Regions from separate parts of the Mus musculus genome. Here region 2 is linked to region 1. A link is a loop called in an ENCODE intact Hi-C map of the cell type or tissue named here. Cell type or tissue: heart. All regions are shown on one strand. Each heading gives the region's core, and the rest is flanking DNA. Links, peaks and the distances in the headings are about the cores only.

Evidence for each region. Peaks named below come from ENCODE experiments on the same cell type or tissue, not always from the same donor. Only the 100,000 strongest peaks of a DNase experiment are listed, where the experiment ranks them.
Region 2: a loop joins it to region 1, with 7 times the contacts of the local background. A loop is called at or near these places in 12 of 42 quality-filtered maps.

Annotation. Positions count from the first base shown.
Region 1 is chr10:52,386,295-52,391,681 of GRCm38, forward strand. Nepn (nephrocan) reads left to right here and starts at 5,314. Exons shown (of 3, transcript NM_025684.2): 1 at 5,314-5,387. The coding sequence starts at 5,346. In heart, for the core only: a CTCF peak has its summit at 3,080; DNase peaks (open chromatin) are centred at 2,937 and 3,327.
Region 2 is chr10:51,789,891-51,795,277 of GRCm38, forward strand. No RefSeq gene overlaps it. Among named protein-coding and RNA genes, the nearest start is that of Gm23906, 96 kb to the right of the region's middle. In heart, for the core only: a CTCF peak has its summit at 2,368 (motif pointing right); no DNase peak of the experiment used is centred there.

The sequences.
Region 1 (5,387 bases), core at 76-5,075:
TTGGGGTGACTTATTAAGCCACATTCTTCCTCTGTTTCTTTTAATATAAATGGGGAAACTCCTTGTCTTATTCTAAAAATGTGAGAATTTTGGTGGAGTGACTTAGGGTTAGCTCAGTCACCTGCCTTTCTTTTCTCATGTGCAGCTGTGGATTCCATTCCCACTTAGGGTTCTGCAAGTGTCTGCTATAGTGCTTTGTGGTCGCCATATGAAACACCTTAGCAGGTAAGCCCTACGCTGGGACCTGCTTAGGTTGAAATCTCAGATGCTAGCTTGGGAGATGGCTCAGCAAATAAAATGCTTGGTGACCAAGAATGAAGGCCTCAGTTGGGACCCTTAACACCTCATAAAAGAAGTCATATCTGGTGGTGTGCATCTATGCTCTCAGTGCTTTGAGACAGACAGGAGGCTTCTGGGGTCTTGCTGGTCAGCCCATCCAGCTGAATCAATGAGATCCAGTTTCAGTGAGAGACCTTGCTTCTAAAACTAAATTGTAGAATTACAAAAGTCACTTACGGTCACCCTCTGGCCTTTTCTTTATATGAACATGTGTGCTTTCACACACACACGTGCACACACAAATTTTGTAAAACAAAACAAAACAAAACAAAACAAAACAAAACAAAACTCAAATTCTATGGACTCCGGGAGGAATGCTGTAACTGTAGATGACTTTGAGGGTTAAGATAATTCATTATTTACCTAGGAAATTCTAAAAGCAGTTGCTTTTCAAACACCTTTGATACATGCAACAGAGCATATCTAAATAGATTTTTATACTGTCTAAGGCATAGACATATTTCTTAATCCACATTAGTCTTTAAAATTTAAATAATATGTCTTCAACATAGAAATGTTTATTTAGCAATATTCTGTCTTGTTTATTAAGCTCAGGATAATTTAAGGTTTAAAATTGTTTTCTTCTGTTCTACAATTAAAGGGTCTCAGATGCTATATTTTGTACGGTGTATACAGACTTAAAGCATGACAAAAGTTTTCAGTTCCCATTTCTTTGTACTGTTAAGACTAACTTTCAGTTAGTCTTTAAGCCCACACTCTTCATTTACCGTCCCCCACTGCTCATTATCTAAGACCACTATCTATCAATGGCTATCAGCATTTACCGGTCATTGACTCTTTCTCTTTATTCACTGTCAACTTACTGTTTACTTCCCAGGTTGTCAGTCTTCATAGACCAAACACAAACTCCCGCTCATTAACCTCCTTTGCTATGTTTCTAATAGATTACTTCTATAAGACCCTTCCTGAAGAGGAGGTACATTTCTAAATACATTTTCTTTGCTTTGTACTTCAATTTTTAGACTACACGAATGCATTGACAGAACTACTTATGAGACTTGCTTTGTAGCCCAGGTTCACTATTCTTCTGCCTCAGCCTCTTACGTGCTGGAACTGTGGGTACCACTATTCCCAGCTGTCTTCATTTTATGAGAGAAAACAAGACAAAACAAAAAGAAAAATGAAGTGTATTTTTTCTGTTTTACTTTAACACCTGTATTCAGCATGTTTCAGAATAAACTATTTTGAAAGAACTGTATATGCATTAAAATATCCTTAAAGTATTTTTTAATACTAAGAAGTCTATGTGTTTTTTATTTTTGTAAAGCTTTCTGTTAAGTTTATGGTCAGATTATGAGCCAGATCAGGCCTGATATAGTAAGTCAATTTCTTTTCTGGACTTAAATTTTCTATGGATAGTAGTGAAGAGGTTATTCAGAATATTATCTCTGAGCTTCCTTCTCATGCAGATATCCTGTGACACTAATTAAAATTCATCAAAATGTCAGAAACAAGAGTTAAGTCCTCCATTTAACACATCAGGAACACTCACTTAAAAGCAATTTCTACAGAGTTCTTCATGGTGCCTTTGGTGATAATTGCTCCAAAAATAAAATTTTAGAGTAGAGGCCAATTATTTTTGATCTTTGGTTTTTAATAGATCAGTAAAAGTCAATATTCATTTGTGTTTCCTGTAGTTTTTTCCTTTTTTTTTTTTTTCAACAATGGCAATACTGACATTCTGGACTGTAAATTCCCCCCCCCCCCCCATGGGTGACATTTGTCCCTATAGGGTGTTTAGCTGGATTATCTTTGCCTATTACCCACTAGAAGCCAATAACACTGTCCCTTCCCCTATAGTTTCATGAGAACCAGAAGTGTTTTACTTTGCAGGCTGTCCCAGGAACGGCTCGTATGCTATTGCTCTTGATTCTGGTCATAACTTAAGAACAACTTGCACACTGTGCCCAAAGCCCTTGAAATCCTGCGAACAAAGAAAAAGGAACTCTTTGCAGCAGGAATCCACTTAGGTGGCACCTACCTTGATTTTTACACAGAGCAGCCACATCTATAAAGGAAAAGTGATGGTACCTACATCAGATATCTGAATAGGACCTGGGAGAAGCTACTGCTGCTGGAAGCTCAAACCACTGTTGCCAATGAGAACTCTACCAATGTCAGGCTCATCTCGTCTCTAGGAACGAATTTCAGTGAGCTTTATTGAAATATACTGCCTGCCACTGGAGCCATTCCTACTGCTGGTAGCTTCATTCCTAGGCCCTTTATTAACCTTATTCAAGCAACTTTCCAGGTCACATGTCTTCTAGTAGTGACAGGTCCAAAGATGAACCAGCAACCCCTCACAGAGGCATCTTTTGTACATAGATCCTTCTCTGCAATGTGAACATGGCCATTTCATGTAGCCAAAGAGCTCCCTCAGCTGCAGTGTTGCAGTGAGTGATGGCTTGAGACGTTCCGTGATGCACAGCACCATCTCCTGTAAGCCCTCGTGAGAAGTCATACCCCATGCAGGTGAGAAGGAAAGGGAAGGGATTGCAAAAAGGCAGTGGTCAAGGAGAAAGGCCAGGGGGTAGGGTCTGTGGCAGCTCCTGAATTTTCTGTGACTACTCCCGAGGTGGAAGACAGATCTGAAAATATGTAGGTGGCTGCTGGGCCTGCCCAGGAAAACTGGAGGGCTAAGGCACTGACTGGGCTCGGGGACTGGCTACTGAGCACTGGTCTGTAACTCTCACTGCTCAGGCCACTAGGTGACTGGGAACAACCTAGCCTTAAAATAAAAATAGGTTCTGTGGAGGAGAGTAAAAATAATAAGTCAGGAAGGAATCTGATGTAAGAAGCTGAACCAAAACCTAGTCCAAGCCCATTTCAAATCTGGAGGCGATTAGTTCCTTGAGACTGTGCCGAAAAGATTAAAACCTAGATTTTGGTGTACATATTGAATAGAGCTGTTGGGTAAATCATTGTGTTTCTGTGCTTGAGAAATACATCACATTCCTTGATCAGCATTTCCTTCCTCCACCCTCCAGGAAACCTGGTAAAAACATCAGAAGTGCTCGGAATGAACCACATGCCTTATTCTTGATCTTAGGCATTCAATTACTAGAAACCTGAGCCATGTATGTCTAGCTCTTGGTCAGAATGCAGAAGCTCCAGATGTCAGTAGAAAGGAGCTGAGCAGCAGGGGACTTCCTGCTGCTATTTCTTTTTTCTTTTAGACAGGGTCTTCCTATATAAAATAGACTTGCCTAGAACTCACAATTCTCCCGTCTCAGTCTCCTGAGTTGAGATTACGGTGTTCCACCATACCAGGTCTATAGCAACTTCATAGCACAATAAATACTGAAAGGAGCCTTCGATCTCCACATTAGATGCTACAAAATATGAAAGTAACTTAAAGTCATCTGTTTAGCAACATCCAGACGCACATAAAATGTGCAGTGAGCATTTCTCTTGTCTTTTCAAAGCCTAAGCCTAGAAAAGGGCTAGAAAAATGTTTAACTTTGTGATATAACTAAAGCTGACTTCCCTGCCTTCTTGCTATTTTTTGTCCTTAAAAGTTTTATTACATTTTGCTCTGTGTGTGTGTGTGTGTATGTGTGTGTGTGTGTATGTGTGTGTGTGTGTGTGTGTGTGTGTGAGAGAGAGAGAGAGAGAGAGAGAGAGAGAGAGAGAGAGAGAGAGAGAGTAGGGAAAGAGGGGGGAAGGAAGGGCACTTGCAGGTCAGAGGATAGCTTTTGAAAATCAGTTCTCGCCTATGAGTCTCAGGTATTGAACTCAGGTCATCAGGGTTGCAGGCAGCTGCCTTTACCCAAAGAGCCACCTTGATTGCCCTTTTCTATTTTCTTCCAGATTATTAAAATCAATTATACACTTTTTGCTTTAAAAACTTAAAAAGTAACTATTATTAGACAAAAGCAATAAGATATTTAAAGGCATAATATTGATGAAAAATATTTTATCATTCTTAGTCTCTGATAGAATACAGCCTAGCAAATAGAAAAACAAATGAGAAAGACACATAATACTGGTACCCTGAAAGTCAAATCAGTGGTTATTAAGTCAATGAAACTGGCCTCAAAGGGCAATCATATCATCTGAGCTCAGGGGTCCCTGGAGGAGCTTTTCTACAGCAAAGGTTTGCTCTGGAGCACTCGTAGAGGCTTGGCAGCATAACAGAGCTCAGTTCTCTGTTAAACACTCCCAAAGGCCCCAGCTCCAATGCCCTGTGTAGGACACAAAGCTACGACAGACAACCAGGGTACCTGGATAAAATGATCCTCTACGCTTACATCTTTACAAGATTTCACAACCAGCAAATCTCTGTGAAGAAAATAAAGAGCCTTTGTACCATTGTTGTTCGAAGTCAAATAGAGTCAACTAAGTGTTTTGTTTATAATAGACTTAATATTTTTGAATAAGAAAGATATTTTCCCAAAGCATTATGTTTGGGTGAATTAAGAGGTAGATAAACTAAGCTCCTTATCTGTGGTTCTAAATATTTCTCATTGCAACCCATTGTTTCATCTAGCAATAAAATGTCACCAAAATGGTAACAAATATCGAACCTGCCTATTTCCCCTTAATAATTAATGTGAGAAGAAAACACCTGCTAGCTTAGGTCCTGCAAAAATGGTTTTAATATAGGGTCACAGAAAATGCAAAGGTTTTATGGCCCACTATAAAACAGCTCTTTGTCTTTTTCCACTAATTCCTTAGTGTCACATTTAACAAAACTGAGGAAACTACAGATAATAGAAGTGTTTGCAGTTTAGACTTGCAAGCCATAAATAACACAGGGTTTTGTTCACCTAGAGATATTAAGGCAGCTTATCAATGTTTACGCCCTTCCTCTTTGTAATGATTGCTAACCCAGACAAATGGAACAAATGGAGTTACCCCCAACCCCCTGTCTTCTCACAAGGACAAGCACACATTCAAAAGATTCTGTTATCAGACTCCGTGGTATAAAAAGTAAGGTGTCACCTGAACAGTTGCTTGCTACTTGCAAACCTCTGTGTTGGACAATGCACCCGCTTTGGGCTTTTCTTTTGGGGCTCTCTCTTACC
Region 2 (5,387 bases), core at 276-5,275, 600 kb before region 1:
GTAAGAGGTACCATGAGTTTTCATCAGAAGCCTCTGATTCTAAATCCAGTTAGTTACTTGTTGCCATTAGTTGCCGTTGGACCTGATCTGAATACCTAAACAATTAGTTCCCTGGGATGGCTGATAATTCCTTACTTATTTGTCAACTGTAATACTCCTCCATAAGGAGAAATATGTGGTTACCCAGTAATACTATCTGTGTAGAAAACAAAACAAAACAGCCAAGTCTTAACCTTTATTTGCTAGCTATCAAAATAATGAATTGTGTCCCTAGAGTATTCCACAGACGATCGATTAGTTCTGTTGTCACATCTCATTAAAATAACCCTCAGGTCAGTCTTACAGCATCCGAGGTTTGGGACAAATCACAGGCTCTACAAATTGCCCTTGCCTTGTCATATTTGCATTACACGGGAAGCTCATGCGTGTTTACTTTCCAAGCTTTCATTGAATAGGTTTCTTCCTTCCTTCCTTCATCTCAAGGGTTCCTGTTCTTTATTGAAGAACTTACCCATCTATGTATATTTGATTCTCTCTTAGCTTGTCTCAGAGGTTAACCTATTTTTCATATTTCCACTTAGTGATTTGTTCATTCACTAAACAATACCTGTTAAAGTGCCAGCCAGCAGCCAGGTGCTGCCTTAAACTTAAACTTAAACAAAACGAAACAAAACAAAACAAAACAAAAACAACAACAACAACAACAACAAAACCCTCCTTTAGTCTTACGAGGGCATTCTACTCAAGACTATAAAAAAAAAATCACGAGAGGGAGTTTCAATGTCATCTTCTCATCTTCAAGTCCCTTTCTCCTCTACAGGGTGGGCACATCAGTTTGGGAATCTCTGAATTTTAACAGTGAACTTGTGTTTTGATTGGAAGTTGGCTGGAAGCTAAAATGCAGGAGGTGGAGAAAGAACTGTCCTCTGCAGTTGTGTGTGTAGTATGTACACATTTCTGCACATACCTGACGTGAAGAAGCAACAGAGACCGTGCGCTGAATGCTTTGGAGCTGACAACCAACTCCAACTTTTATTAATACTTAGTTTCTCTGGCTGTACCAGCATTTCTTTTTTTTTTTTTTTTTTTTTATTTTCTTTTTTTTTTCCATTTTTTATTAGGTATTTAACTCATTTACATTTCCAATGCTATACCAAAAGTCCCCCATATCCACCCACCCCCACTCCCCTGCCCACCCACTCCCCCTTTTTGGCCCTGGTATTCCCCTGTACTGGGGCATATAAAGTTTGCAAGTCCAATGGGCCTCTCTTTCCAGTGATGGCCAACTAGGCCATCTTTTGATATATATGCAGCTAGAGACAAGAGCTCCGGGGTACTGGTTAGCTCATAATGTTGTTCCACCTATAGGGTTGCAGATCCCTTTAGCTCCTTGGCTACTTTCTCTAGCTCCTCCATTGGGAGCCCTATGATCCATCCATTAGCTGACTGTGAGCATCCACTTCTGTGTTTGCTGGGCCCCGGCATAGTCTCACAAGAGACAGCTACATCTGCGTCCTTTCAATAAAATCTTGCTAGTGTATGCAATGGTGTCAGCGTTTGGATGCTGATTATGGGGTGGATCCCTGGCTATGGCAGTCTCTACATGGTCCATCCTTTCATCTCAGCTCCAAACTCCGTCTCTGTAACTCCTTCCATGGGTGTTTTGTTCCCAAATCTAAGGAGGGGCATAGTGTCCACACTTCAGTCTTCATTCTCCTTGAGTTTCATGTGTTTAGCAAATTATATCTTATATCTTGGGTATCCTAGGTTTGGGGCTAATATCCACTTATCAGTGAATACATATTGTGTGAGTTTCTTTGTGAATGTGTTACCTCACTCAGGATGATGCCCTCCAGGTCCATCCATTTGGCTAGGAATTTCATAAATTCATTCTTTTTAATAGCTGAGTAGTACTCCATTGTGTAGATGTACCACATTTTCTGTATCCATTCCTCTGTTGAGGGGCATCTAGGTTCTTTCCAGCTTCTGGCTATTATAAATAAGGCTGCTATGAACATAGTGGAGCATGTGTCCTTCTTACCTGTTGGGACATCTTCTGGATATATGCCCAGGAGAGGTATTGCTGGATCCTCCGGTAGTACTATGTCCAGTTTTCTGAGGAACCGCCAGACTGATTTCCAGAGTGGTTTGTACCAGCATTTCTTAACATGATGCTCTCTGAATCTCCTGTATACTGTATCAAAACTGTTGACAAAAGACTCAGTATAAATACACCAATATCTCTGCATTCTGTGAACTAGGGTTTTTAAATGGGCTTTTGGAGTGATTCTAATATGTAGGCAGTATTTCAAACAGGAGCCTCAATTAAGGTGAGGATAATCAGATGAAAGAAATTCTCTGACCTTGTCACTAGAGGGCAGCACGACCCTAAAATTCATTTATTTTTCAGCATTTAAAATCCATTTTCCAACTTTGATAAAACTTTGATTTTGTTCCAGAGTAATATAAGCTTTACAGTTATGTTATAGTTTTATAAATTTTTAAGTAACAAAGCTTTTTATTATAGATTCTGGTTATAATATAGAAATTGTAAGATTTTTTTTTTTTAATAAAATTTTGAAACTAGCTTTCATGAAAGAAACCCAGGCTGGCCACAAAGCCTCCATGTAGCCAGACTGGACTTAAACTCCTTATAATCTTTCTTCACCTTCCCAAGTGCTAGAATTTCAGGTTAAAAAATTTCTAATTTGGAAAATTGCATATTATAATTTAAGAAATTTTGTGAGCTATTAGCGTGACTCGTGTGCTATCCCGGGAGCTCAAAGAACAAAACCTAGTAAGTCAAGAAAGAATATATCAAGATGTTTCATAGTCCTGTACCTGGAGTGTGAACAGAAAACAAATGGTTACTTATTAATCAGATTCAGTAGATGGAAGATTCTTGATCCAAACCTTCTCATGTATTTGAAACATACAGAAAATGCATATTTTAAAAAGCCTGACTTCATTGATATGAGTAGGATCCCTAAAATAAAAAGAGTTTAGTTCTCCTGAAAAAGATTAGATTAGATCTAAAGTAGCTGTGATTCTTAGAAAAGAGGCTGCAACTGGACAGAAGAGTTTGAGATGGTTTTTATTGAATTTATGCCAACAAATGGATTGTCCTTCCCGCTTACCGCGTTTGCTGTGGATAGATAATGTTTAATAATATTTTTACTAATTTGTTGAGAATGTTATAAAATGTATCTATCAAAATACATTGTGTGAAAATATGATGTTGAAAGTGGAATATCCTCTAAAAACTGAAAAATTCCCAAAACAGGAGTGTAAAAGGGTCTCACTGTGCTGAGACCAATGATTTTTTTCCCCTCTTAGCGTTCCCCTCTTTGAAATAATTTTTTTCTGTATCTTTCTGTAAGTTTGAGTTCTGAGTAAATCTCATAGCCTGAAAGGTGAACACAGCAGAAAACAAAAAATGAAAACACTTATCTTACTCATATACATGTATTGACCATTTTGTAGACAGAAACCACCCCCAATCACATGTGTACATCCTATGGCCACTAACATTTGATTCTGATAAAATAATGCCTTCATTAAAGTTGTCTTCCTTTCCTGCTAAGGATCAAACTCTGGGCCTTGTCTCTTCTGGGTAAGCCCTGAGCAACATCTCTTGCTGACCTAAAAGTTCAGTGCCAGCCACAGAGAACACGGACAACCTAAGTCCAGCTCATATACATCATAATGTTTTGATTGAAGTCACACAAGAGACAAGACAACCCTTGGACTAGACAAACAGCTTTGTACCCACATTTATTTAGTAGCGAGTTGCCTAAAGCATATAAAAGCAGACAGCAAAGACAGCATTCCCCCTCTTAGGAATAATTTTTACTCTTGGCCAAAATGACTTGGTACTGGATCTCTATGGGGGAATGCTTCTCACTGCTAATGATGCCAAGATGTCTGTGTACACATGGCACTCATGCATTAGCGAGATACAATTCAGAGTTAATCGAACGCTCGGGAGTCTTCCTTATAAGGATACAAGAAAAACGAGGATTCCTAATGCCACTTTGGGAACACTGTTGCCCAAGCCTTCTGGACTTCTTTCCTATAGTCATGGGAACTATTTGGTCATTTCACTTTAATGTGTAAGAGTCAAGTGACAGCCTAGTTGCTTCGCCATAGGCCGGCAAGCGTAGGATGGAAAACAATTTCAACACTGGCCACCTGGACTCCTGCCCTGAGCCGCGCATTTGTTGTTCATGCATGGACTTTTGGCTAGCTTCTCTGTCAACCATCTGTTGAAAGGGGCATTGTGCCTGCTCAAATGGGACGATGCCACTATTTCTTCCAAGAGTCTCTTGCAAAACAAAACAAACAAACAAACAAACAATGTGTTTTCACAAACTTGCCAAAGTTCCAATCACATTTACCAACTGGGTTTGTAATTTTTGAATATGTCTTTACACTGTTTGTTTTCTTTAAGTCATTACTAAACTTACTTACTTATTCTCCCAGAACACTTTTGGGTTCACAATAAAACTGGGAGGAAAGTACAGAGATATTCCATATATTTGCTGCCCCCATATGTACCTTGGAAAATTCTGATTAAGAAATACTGATCTTTGTGTCTTCATAGACAAAGGGTGACATTCTCCAAAATATGACTCCAGTCTTGATGTCCCTGTGGCACGCAATGACAGTAAATCTGCCTTTTCTGTGACTGGATGCTGGCTATATATGTAGTCACAACTTTCTCCTTTAATATGACCTGAGAAAATGGAGACTACACCTGTCGTCCTGTTAGCTTCAGTGCTACATATGTCTCATCAGTTTCCAGAGATTGCAATATTTGATTTGGAAATCATTGACTACAGTGGCAGCTCGTGTGATCCCTAGTTATCATTAGCAAAGCTGAATGGCACGGAGGCTTCCGGTGTGATGGCTTATTTGTTTATGGGATGCCCAAGAGTCATTTCGCAGAACCTTCAGCCAGACCTTTGTACTTTGGACCCTCAGTACCCCTTTAAGTTTGTCATCTCCCTCTTGAGAGTCAGAACATGTTTTCCCCCAGATTCCTCAGCATCACAGGGTAGAAATTGAGCTTGTTTCCTGGTCTCTGTCGTGTCTCATCTTTCCACCAGAGAGCTAGCTCTCCATGCTTGGCAGCCAAGTTGTGTATCCTTCTCTCTTTGACTGAGGATCATTCCACATTTTGACATCTAGAGTTGAAAACCAAACCATTTAGGAATCAAGCCTAACAAAGCCAGCAGATATTGTCTGAGTGAGCTCTCACTACCAAATCACATGTTTATATACAAAGACTTGTATACAAAGACCAGATTTTATCACTTCTAAGTCTCCTACAAAATTCTAGACAGAAAAATAATAATAGTAATAATTTCTCCTTTCTCCTCTCCTCT